Linked DNA regions of Mus musculus: region 2 is linked to region 1. Evidence: chromatin loops called from intact Hi-C (ENCODE). Cell type or tissue: heart. All regions are shown on one strand. Each heading gives the region's core, and the rest is flanking DNA. Links, peaks and the distances in the headings are about the cores only. Region 1 holds the start of Msi2 (musashi RNA-binding protein 2). Region 2 overlaps Msi2 (musashi RNA-binding protein 2).

The links. Peaks named below come from ENCODE experiments on the same cell type or tissue, not always from the same donor. Only the 100,000 strongest peaks of a DNase experiment are listed, where the experiment ranks them.
Region 2: it touches region 1 in a loop (2.8-fold over the local background); 9 of 42 quality-filtered maps call a loop at or near these places.

The regions. Positions count from the first base shown.
Region 1 is chr11:88,715,735-88,721,107 of GRCm38, forward strand. It overlaps Msi2 (musashi RNA-binding protein 2), which reads right to left and starts at 2,495. Exons shown (of 14, transcript NM_054043.3): 1 at 2,295-2,495; 2 at 1,971-2,011; 3 at 1,556-1,637; 4 at 776-860. The coding sequence starts at 2,356. C030037D09Rik (RIKEN cDNA C030037D09 gene) reads left to right here and starts at 2,909. Exons shown (of 4, transcript NR_038058.1): 1 at 2,909-3,283; 2 at 4,672-4,838. In heart, for the core only: no CTCF peak of the experiment used is centred there; DNase peaks (open chromatin) are centred at 477 and 2,747; H3K4me3 peaks cover 4,279 bases; H3K27ac peaks cover 4,682 bases.
Region 2 is chr11:88,620,230-88,625,602 of GRCm38, forward strand. The region is part of intron 5 of Msi2 (musashi RNA-binding protein 2); the gene reads right to left. 0610039H22Rik (RIKEN cDNA 0610039H22 gene) reads left to right here. Exons shown (of 3, transcript NR_131025.1): 2 at 943-1,035; 3 at 3,081-3,197. Among named protein-coding and RNA genes, the nearest start is that of 0610039H22Rik, 3.7 kb to the left of the region's middle. In heart, for the core only: no CTCF peak of the experiment used is centred there; a DNase peak (open chromatin) is centred at 2,199; H3K4me3 peaks cover 307 bases; H3K27ac peaks cover 3,708 bases.

The sequences.
Region 1 (5,373 bases), core at 183-5,182:
CAAACCATAGGGAACTCCCCATCATTGCATTTATTATTCCAGACTGACATCCCCCCCCCCCCGCCCCTTATTCTCTCTGACCTCCACGTAAGGACTTTCGCCTCTAAACTCTGAATTTTAAAAACTTCAAATGCTGTAAAAGTACCCACACACAAATGAAAGACCTGAGAAAGGGGGGGGGGGGAGATTCACTTTGAAATCCAAGGTTTATCAGCTTTCAATTTGCCATCTGGAGTAAACCCACTGGATGCCCAATTGCCTCTGCCTGTATCTCTCTTCCTTTCTCAAACCACAGCTCAAATCACTAGGAGTCCCAGTGAAACCTGTTGCCTGGACCTAAGATGAGCGCCCCCTCCCATTGGCCCCACCCCTGCCTCCTCCGCCAGGAAGCAGGCTGTGCCTTCCTTCTACAAGCCAATCCCAATGCCACAGGCTGTGCTCGGCTGACAAAGAAAGTTCCATTTACTCTGCATTGGAGTTTCTTTGCAAGGTCCCTTGGCGGGAGGCTGCCCTCTCAGGGAGCCGACCCCCCTCCCCCCAACCTTGGCTTGGCAGCGTCTGAAGCTGCAATGGGACAGACACTAAAAAGGAAACCCCCAAAACCAGCCACCGCAGCAAACTTCTGAGCCAACTCGCTAGCTGTTTAAAAGTACCCAGTTCTAGCACAGAAGCAAAAGAAGGCGCTGTCCCTTTAAACAGGGCTGTCAATGCCCAGACCGGTACTGAAAAGGGGCAAACAACAACTATTTAGAAAAAAAAAAAAAAAGCAACCTACCGTCTTGGAATCTAACTCATGGTGGGGCTGACCTAATACTTTATCTACACTTGCTGGGTCTGCGAAGGTGACGAAACCGAAGCCTCTGGAAGGAGACAAAGAGGGAGAAAAACAAACAAAATGTGACACTACTGAGCGCAACAAGGAGACCCTATATGTAGACTAGGATGCGAATGTTGCCCCCACGCACCCCCCATCCCCACCAGCTCCCTCTATTCTCCTCTAACCCACAGCCCTCTGCCTCAAGAGGTAAAAATACCAAGGTTAGTGGGGGAAGCGGGACGAGGGGGCAGGGCGGCTGGAGGTAACTTGGAAAATGCTGGTGTCTCCACTCTGGCCGCCTCAGTTTCCTCTCCTCCTCTTCCCTTTCTTAAGGCTTTGTTTTATTCCGAAGGAAAACGGACACTAAGATATTCATTCACCTCCCAAAGAGGGGACTTCAGAGTTTGGGAGTGTGCAGAAGGCATACATTCAAATTTTTAAATTAAAAAAAAAAAAAAAACTATGTGGAAAGTGGGTGAACTGAATGTCATTTTAAACAAGAGAACAAGAAGCGACAGGAAAATGACTTCAAGCGGGAGAGATGGGCGTCTCTGAATCCAGAGTTCGGCCCTAATTAACAATAACCTTTGGGGTTATGGGGGGGGGGAGCGACGTTCCAACCAGCCACGCGCCTGAGCCCCATTCTAAATCCGCTTAGCTACTTCCGAAGACACCTCCAAAAATAAAACTAAAACTTTGTTCTAAAATAAAGGCAAAATCGAGAAGGGAATGCGTTACCTGGAGCGTTTCGTTGTGGGATCTCTCATGACCATACATTCTCTAATTTCTCCAAATTTGCTAAAATAGTCTCTAAGGCTATCTGTAGAGAGAGAGGGAGAGAGAGAGAGATGGGGGGGTGGGAGAAGGTGTGGAGGGGGGAGCAATGCAATTTTTTGATCAAGGACAAAAAGCAAAAGTAGTTTTCTGTTGTTATTCTGTTTTGTTTTTGCAATATTTTTGCACACGAGGGGGAAATTCAGCAACAGAGGTCGCGTAGAGGGCTCGGAAAGGATTTGCTATTTAAAAAAATAACCTTGCACAGGAGAAGTGGGGAGCCAATGGCGGGGTGGGGGGGCTCTTACACTGGGATAACAAAGAGCAATAAAGAAGCCAAGAAGGGGGGGACCCAGGCGTCCCCCCCTCCCTCCCTTACCTGGTGAGGTCTGCCAGCTCAGTCCACCGATAAACATTTTACTAGAGGGAGAAAACATAACCGAAGTGAGCACCGATGTCAGATCGGCCATTTTGACGTGTAACTTACAAAAGCTAAAAGGAAAGCTGGGGGGGAGCGGGCGAGCGCGAGCCTGGAGGTGGGCTGGGGGAGAAGGTGGCGGCCCCACGCCACCCCAAGGTGCGCGAGTGCCCCAAGGGTGCGCGCGGGGGCGCGGGGGGCGCGCGAATGCCCCGCTCCGCACCGTCGCCCGCACAGCCCCGAACGAGCCCGCGGCGGCGCGGTGGGCAGCGGCTGGAAACTTACCCGGGGTCGTGCTGGGAGTCGTTGGCGCTGCCCGAGGTGCCTGGGCTCCCATTTGCCTCCATAGCGGAGCCCCCCCGCCCCCCCACCCCCGACACACCGAGCCCCACAGCGAAGCGGAGCGCAGCGGCGGCCGGCTCCGAGCCCCAGATCTCCGTCCCTCCTCCCCCGCCTCCTCCCCCCGCCCGGCGGCTGCGAAGCTCCGCGAGCGCCGAGCCGGGCCAGCGGCGAGAGCCCGTCACACGTGGGCTCGGCTCAGCTCAGCCCCGCCGCCTCGCACACCCCCCGTCCCCGCCCCCCCGGCCCATCCCCACCTCTCCCCCTCCTCCTCCCCACCCCCATCTCCTCCTCCTCCTCCCCCTCCTCCCCGCGCACGTGGGGCGGAGTTCTAGAACGTCGTGTAACCAATGCGGTGACGTCACGCACCCCGTTCGGTCCCCCGCCTGTCCGCGCGCGCACACGCTCGGCCCCCCGCGGCAGCGGGACCCATCAGGGGCGGCGCGCGAGCCCCGCGACTCGAGTGGGGGGGTTGGCCACGCCAAGCAGGCGGGGAGACGGGAAGCGCACCCCGAGTCGGCTCAGATCACATGGGCTGGGTGTGGGGGAGGGGGAGGCGCGGGGAGCTCGGCCCGGGCTGTTCGCTGGGCCGGGAGGCGGCAGCGCCCCCGGGCCCCCCTAGTTCGGACTATTCATTCAAGTTCCTGGGGCCCTGCGCCCGATTCGGAGGTGGCACCCGCCGCCCTCCCTGCCTCTGTGCCCCCGTTTCCAGCCACCGCGCGGAAATTTAGGTCAAGGACGCCGGGAGCACACCCACACCCTGCGCTCCCAGGGCAGTCCTCGAGAACCCCGGGATCTGGGGGGCTTGCGGATGGAGGAGACCCTCCTGCACGAACACCAGCCACAAGTTTTATTTTCCCTTCGCGCGGCAAGTTCTCTGGCTCCCGCTCCACACTGGCACGTCCTGCACGGCTCCCCGCCCTTCCCCGCCAGAGGTACGGAGCCGTGCCCGCGAAGGTTATTTCGGAACTTTGAGAAACTGACGCGATAGATAACAGGGGGCGAGGAAGCAACCAGACAGGGCTTGCGCCTTACTCAGACCGCGATTTGAAAATATAATAAAGTGGGCTTGTAGGGGTCAAGGTCAAATGATTGGGGTTCAAAGCAAATGTTCATGGAGATTGAGTAGCAGTTTGGGAGTATCCCGAGGGTGGTTAAGATAGGTGCTTATTTCAGAAAATCCCTCGACCATTCATCCGTTATCTAATTTATTTATGTTTAAAGTTACTAGGGCTTCCTCTGTAAAGAGTGTAAGCGCCAGGAGTGAAATGGCTCTCTATCTCCCAAGACCTGCGGTAGGTCTTGGAGATAACAAAGCACCTTACCCCTAGTTTTTGGAACTAGGAGCCTCACAGATTCTGACACTTAGTAGGTGTTTGGTAAAAGTTCCCTTTCTCCCCTGGCAAAGTGTAAACTCCAAAGGATTGGTGACTGTAGCTTCCCGGGGGAATCGCACACTTCGTATTCCAGGCTGGCCAGATTCAGGCTGTATTCAATTTATGGAGTATTTAAAACAGTACGGATACAATTATCCTTATTGTTTTAAATTATTACAATAAACCAAGTTAATATGGCATGAGGGGCAACATAAAGTTGTGGTTCATCAAATCCCTGGGTTAATGTTAAGCATGCATTGATGCACAATTAACACTTTCCCATTAATTTTCATAGGATTAGGAGACAATGGAATTCACTCATCACCAAAACTATGCCGTGTCCATTGTGGGTTTGGAGACATTTGGAAAAATCTCAACACAGCCAAAGCTTTTGAGTGGTCAGACTGTCAATCTCTCTGTCCCCTAAACTGGGGTAGTGCCTCTCTGACAGCATGGATGGGCGGAGCATTTGTAGTGAACAATGTAACAATGTCAAAGTCCCTTTTTAAAATTGTGTACTTACATGGACTGTGTTTATTATAAATTGTGAATATGATTTTTAGAAGGCACTTCATAAGACTTCAGACCACAAACCCTGCTGTTTCCCAACACTCCAAACAAACTGATTTTTGAATCATCTGGGTTCCCATGTGTTAAAGAGCTGCATGTTTTTATGATGGTAATTGTTTTTTTGCGATTATTCTCAATCACAAAGTACAGGCAACACAGCTAATTGGATTATATTTTGGATTTTTACCGCAGAACCACAGATCATCAGAGCTAGAAAGGCCTTTCTTTACCCGGCTCCTTCCTTGAATATGGGAGTCCCAAAGGTGCCAGGCTGTCAGGCCGCCTTCCCACCCCAACCAGTTAATACCTAAAAGGGGCTCTGGCCATGGTTCAGTGCCCTTTGACTCTGTAGTGTGCTGTTTGTTGTTCCTCGATAGGCAGAAGTCAGTGGCTACCTTCCTGATGGAGACTTGAACAAACTGTTAAGTGGTGAGCTGGGAGGAGACCTGATGGGGCGGGGCCCCGAGCACTGCAGTGTCCAAGCCAGAGACTGATAAAGGACTAAAGGAGAAGGCTACTACGTCACTGCACTGTTTTTCTTAAGGTTGGTATTGTTGGAGTTGGAGTCTTGCAATGCAAGAACCCAGACAGGCCTTGAACTGGAGAGAGCATCCTGACACTGGCCACACCACCACCACCACCAAGTTTTATTTTTCCTTCGCAGATTGTGTTGTTTTGTTGAGATGGTGTCTCATGCGGCCCAGGCTGATGGTGAACTCCATAGATTGCGGAGGATCACGGCCTTGAACTTCTGACATTCTTGCCTCTGCTGTTGCAATTGTAGCTTGGGGCCACCGTGCCAGGTTTGCAGTGCTGGAGATCAACCCCTAGGCTCCCAGTGTCGCAGGGAAGCTTCCACCAACTGAGCCACACACCCAGCCTTCAGGAGGTTGTTTTGCTTGTCCCATCTCACTGCACTCACCACATACCTAGGTGGCAACACTCTGCTACAGGCCTTCTTCCCCTGCTCCCTGGTTCTGAGATTTGACCGATGTACAGATTGTAGGGTGACCATCAAGATAAACATGTGGGACAGTTTCATTGTCCAAAGCAAACACACACACACACACACACAAAAA
Region 2 (5,373 bases), core at 303-5,302, 95 kb before region 1:
TGAAAGCCACCACTCCCTCGCTCAACTCAGCCCCTGCTCCACTTCAGAGAGTGGAGGAGAGAGAAATGTCATTTGACACCACAAACGCTGCCTCCTTCTCAACCTGGAGGCCCCACCTGCCGGCATGTTTGCAAGGCTAATTCCAATCTCACTATTTGAATACACTTGCAAGCTGGGAAAACAAGCCAATAGTTCAGAGGATCCAAGGCAAACTCCGTCTGACAGCCCTAGCCCCGACGGCTGCCAAGACTGATTGACTGGCTGGTTATATTTAGAGGTGGAGGAGGAGGGGACATCAAACAGTGTAGGGCCTCCCGAACTCAAGAATGCTGTGTTGAGAACGACAGACTAGCAAATAAACAGCCGACAGCCATTCGGCTACATCATCTGGCATCCGCAAGGCACAGGCTCGCCTCCATAAACTACAGGGAATTTCAAAAGCCACCCACACCATGGCAAAAAAGAAACAACAGGCAATTAGGCCAGGTTCTGCCACAGCATCCTCACAGTTCCTCTTTGGCAGCAAGTAAACAAATAGATATGATCTAATCCTTGCTCCCCATCACCTCCGTATTCTTGCTCTGAGACAGCATGATATGGAGCAAAGACCAAGCCAAGGTTCCATGGTACAAAGAAAACCTTCTGTTTTAAACTTGGCCCTACCAGGATACACTAACATACTCCCTTAATCTCATCCTTCCAGAGGCTAAGGCAGGAGGGTCACAAGTTCAAAGCCAGCCTGGAATAAATATAGAGAGACCTTATCTCAAAACAATAATTATTGTTGTTATTATTATTGTTAATTAGGGCAGGGAGAAGAACTTAGTTGGTAAAGTACTTGTCTTACAAGCACAAGAATTCTATCCTCAAAACCTGTGGGGTTTTTTTTAATTGTTGTCATTTAGCTTTTTATTTTATTTATTTGCTTTTTTTTTTTTTAAGTTAGGAGTGATGGCTCATGACTGTAATCCCAGAATTGGAAGGCAGAGGTGGGTGGATCCCTGGAGCTCAGACACTCTGGCTAGTTCCAAACCAGTAAGTGACCCTGCCTCAATAAAAAGGTGAAGAGTGTCTAAGCAAACACACCCTCGGGCTTCCACACACGGACAAACACGCGTGTACCCAACACACATATAAGCACCAATGGAGGTACAACACCTAACAGGTCCTATGCTATTAACTATTACATGGAGAGGTAGAGTGAGCTAAGTTTTATTTCTCCTCTCCTCTAAAAGACAGAAACAGCAACTGAGTCTAAACAGAGATCGGGATTGTTATTTACAACCCCCAACAGCATGCTTTATAGCATCCTAACGGCTGCTGCACATACGTGATCCCTTCATAGGACAGTGAGGAACGGAGAGGAGTCAGAGAGACTCCAGAATAAAACTGGAAGCCATCAGAACCACAGGCCTGACTCTAAGGTCAGTCAGGATAGATAGTATCCATCACAGGGAGAGTCTCTTCACTCAGTCAGCATCTGAGACGCTTCAACGCGCCAGGCACACAGTACACAGGGGGCTGTGACATGGCTGGGCCACAGTTCAGTAGCAGAGGCCTAGTCTTGCGTGTGCAGAACCCTGGGTTTTATCTTCAACATCAGGGAAGAAAAAGGATTCGGATACATATACAGGAATAAAGCAAAGAAACAAGAGAGGATAAGAAGCTCCCAACACCAGAGGAGCAAGAAGTGCTCAAAAGAATGCAATCTGCTAGGATGACATTGCAGCTTTCTCCCCCTGCCCTGCCCTTGACTCTCCTAGACTTTGAGCCTGCCAACAGGTGCTGCTGTCCTAGAGAGGCTCCTCCACATTCATGCTGAGGTATGCCTTCCTGTTGCACTCACAGATGCGACTGGGTCTGGCTTTGAGACCACCCCACTCTCCCTCTAGAACAGCAGTTTTCAACCCATGGGTCATGATCACGGCTTTGGAGATAAAGTAATTCTTTCACCTAAGACCACTGGAAAACAAAATTCATAACAGTAGCAAATTTACAGTTATGATGTAGCAACAAAAATAATTTATGTGGGGGTGGTGTCACCACAACACTGGGAACTGTATTAAAAAGTTGCAGCGGTAGGAAGGTTGTGAACCAGTGTCCCAGAGTACCTGTGCCAGGAGGTACCACCCGGGTACCTACCTGTGGCATCTGTGATATCTGTCCCCATAGTCCCGGTGCTCCATGTGACTTCCCCTCCCCCTTTCCAAGGTCCCCTGAGCATCCCAAGAGCACAGTAAGTGTCCACGGACACTAGCTAAGATGAATGAATACCCACAGTTCACAGACTATGCCCCGAGGGAACTCCCCAGAACCGCATGCCTCAGTTTCCCCATCTGCTGACCTTCAAGGGTGTGTTTGTGTATGTGCCCTTGAGTCTCAATAGAGGATTGGTATCTCTGAATATAACCGGATCCTTGCAAACAGCAAATGTTTTCTGTTAAAATGAAAAGTCAGTTCTCTGGATATCAACTGCTGACAGACAGGAAGTGCTACAAGGCCTGAAAAACAGACGGGCTCTGGGCTGGATTTTTGTAAACTGTTTTTGTTTTAATAAACTGAGGCTTTTGTTTTGTACCAAAAAAAAAAAAAAAAAAAAAAAATCTAGTGCTCTGACGGATGAAAGCCAACAATGCTAAAAAAAGAACGGGTGGGGGATTGGGTGGGGGTGTTGGGAGGTGGGGACGACAATGGAGGGACAGAGGAGGAGCTGTGGAAGATAAATGGCCTAGGCAGATCTGAGCAACAGATCCAGGTTGACAGAACACAAAGCACATACAGGACCCAAGTGTCCCCACTGTTCGGTTGTTAGCACAAGACCACCCCAAGTGGGGGCTCCGGGCTTGAAGGACGGAGGGGGGTGTGGCACTCAAATCCAAGGACCCAGCAGATGCTGGCTTTTTAGGGGCTGACGAGGGGAACTTCATGGTTTCAGTTATTTGGGTTTTTTTTTCCCCCTTGTGGCCTGGAGGATAGAGAGGGGAAGGGGGCTTCACAGAAGTGGCGGTCAGCGCACGGGTGGGAAACTGGGCTTAAATGCAAAGCCATTAGAGAAGCCTAACTTTTAATTTATCAATTAGACACCATCTGTGGATTGTGCTCCTTGGAATAACTGTTGAATCTGACAACGCACTGCGGCTTCACGAAGTTTCTGCTGTCCTTGATGCTGTTTAATTAAATTTCTGCACTTAACTCTGATTGCACCACGGCAAGCCTGATGTCTTCCTTCCCCACATTGGGTCCCTCGGCCACCTGCTGTGGCGGAGCCAAGCCTGTTTCCAGAGCAGGGGGAAATATGTATTTTCCTTGATTTTTTGTTTTGTCTTTTTTTTTTCTTTTTTAAAAGCCTTGTCTTTTCTGAACCTTCACCCGAAGGACTCAGTTCCTCTGCTGTAGGAATGGGCACTGTCTCTGGACTCAGTCAGCCCAACCTTAGGCCTACCTGTACCACCTCCGTGAGATCTTTCTGTTCTTTTTATTATGTCTCACTGAGTTAACAAAATTCAGTCTCAGTTAGCAAGTGCAGGGAGAGGTGACTTAAAATAGAACCAAATAAATGAGCATATAAGCCAACAGAAGGCAAGCGTCAAGTGGCCTCTGCTCCTGACCCTGGAAAGGGAACTGCAGATCAGCACCAGGTGGGGGAGCCTCCAGGCCCCGCCCACGGTGCAGGGTCCAGCTTTAGGTACAGCCAAGACCTACCCAGGACTCTCCTGTAGCCTTCGCTTATAATGTTTTTGGTGACAAAATAATATAACAGCGGACCACTCTCTCACTTCCTGTCTCCACAGACCCAAGTTTCCTTTAGAAATCTGATAGGAGGGCAACCATACAATCTTGGTTCCTTGTACTTAGCACACTCTGCAGGATTCTTCTGGATGCTTCGACAATACTCCATCCTATATGTTTGGTTTACTTTTCCATTAGTTGATGGATATTACCTGGTTTCTACCTGTGACTACTACAAGCAATACTGTAATAGTGATCACGGGTGTTCAGATACCTATTCAAGTTCCTGCCTTCTTAATATGGTGTGTGTGTGCGTGAACACATAGCACATACATGTCATATAACATCTCTATGTCCAATTATTGAGAAAACACCATGGCTGCGCCATTTATATTCCCACCAACATCAAGATGCATTCCAACAGCTTTATTCTTTTTTAGTTTTCAGTTTTCTGGGATTTATTTTATTTTACATGTGTGAGGGTTTTGCCTGCCTGTATGTAGGTGCATCACATGTGTGCCCAGTGCCTATGGAGGTCAGAAGAAAGCATAAGACTGGACTTACACAGGTTTGTGAGCCACCATGTAGGTGCTGAGAATTGAATCTTGGTCCTCTGCAAAAACAGCCAGTGTCCTTAACTGCTGAGCCACCTCTCCAGCCCCTATTTTTCTTTAAGATAGAACCTCTTGCATCCCAGCCTCAAACTCATGAACCCCTTGCATCCCAGCCTCAAACTCACTATGTAGCTTAAAGTGACCTTGAGTACTATAAAGTGACCTTGAACTTGTGACCCTCCGGTCTCTACCTCCTGAGTTCTGAGATCACAGGCATGAGTTGATGTCCCGCTGGGATTGGGACCCAGGACATTGTGCCTCCTAGGCAAGCACCACCTTGAGCATTGAGCTCCACCTCCAGGCCTGTTTTGGGAGGAGGGACAGGGCTTTAACTTCTGTTGAGGACCACAGCCAGAGCCTCATTCACCTCGGTGTTTTACCGGCCTCCACCCCAGACCAGCAGCTCTCGTTATTTAAACAGAAACTTTCCCATTACGATCTCTATTCTTGGGCTGAGCACTGCCATTTCCAGGCCCATTCTGAACCCAAATATTCTATGAATATGGAGATATTCTATGAATACGAAGATAAATAATTCAGTGCAAGCCGTAGCATATAAAGAGAGAGAAGAAGGGGCTGAAGGGTCCAGGCCCTGTGAACGCCTGTGAAAAATAAACTTGGCACTCTCCCACCCACCTCTAACCGCATGGCTCCTCCAACTTAAAACCTCAAGTTCAAAAGATTTATGGACTAAAACTTCAGAACTATAAAATAAAACGCGCAGGAAATGCCGTTGCAAGAGTCAATGGCTCATTACAACAGCCGCTAAGGAGCCAGAAACCCACAGGGCGAACGGAATTGGACCCGATACTCATTTCCCCGGTGGGCCAAGGAGCCAGAGACACCCGATTCACTCCCCCACTTCCAGACGTGGGGTTTAGGGGAGTTTTCATCCTAAGAATACCGTAAGATCCTGATTTGGAGGATGAAGCCTTTTGCTCCTCAAAACACAAGCAACACCACAACCCTTCAACCTGTCCCCGTCCCAGAACAAACTTAAAGAGAAATGGAACTGGCCTGAGCTGGTTGG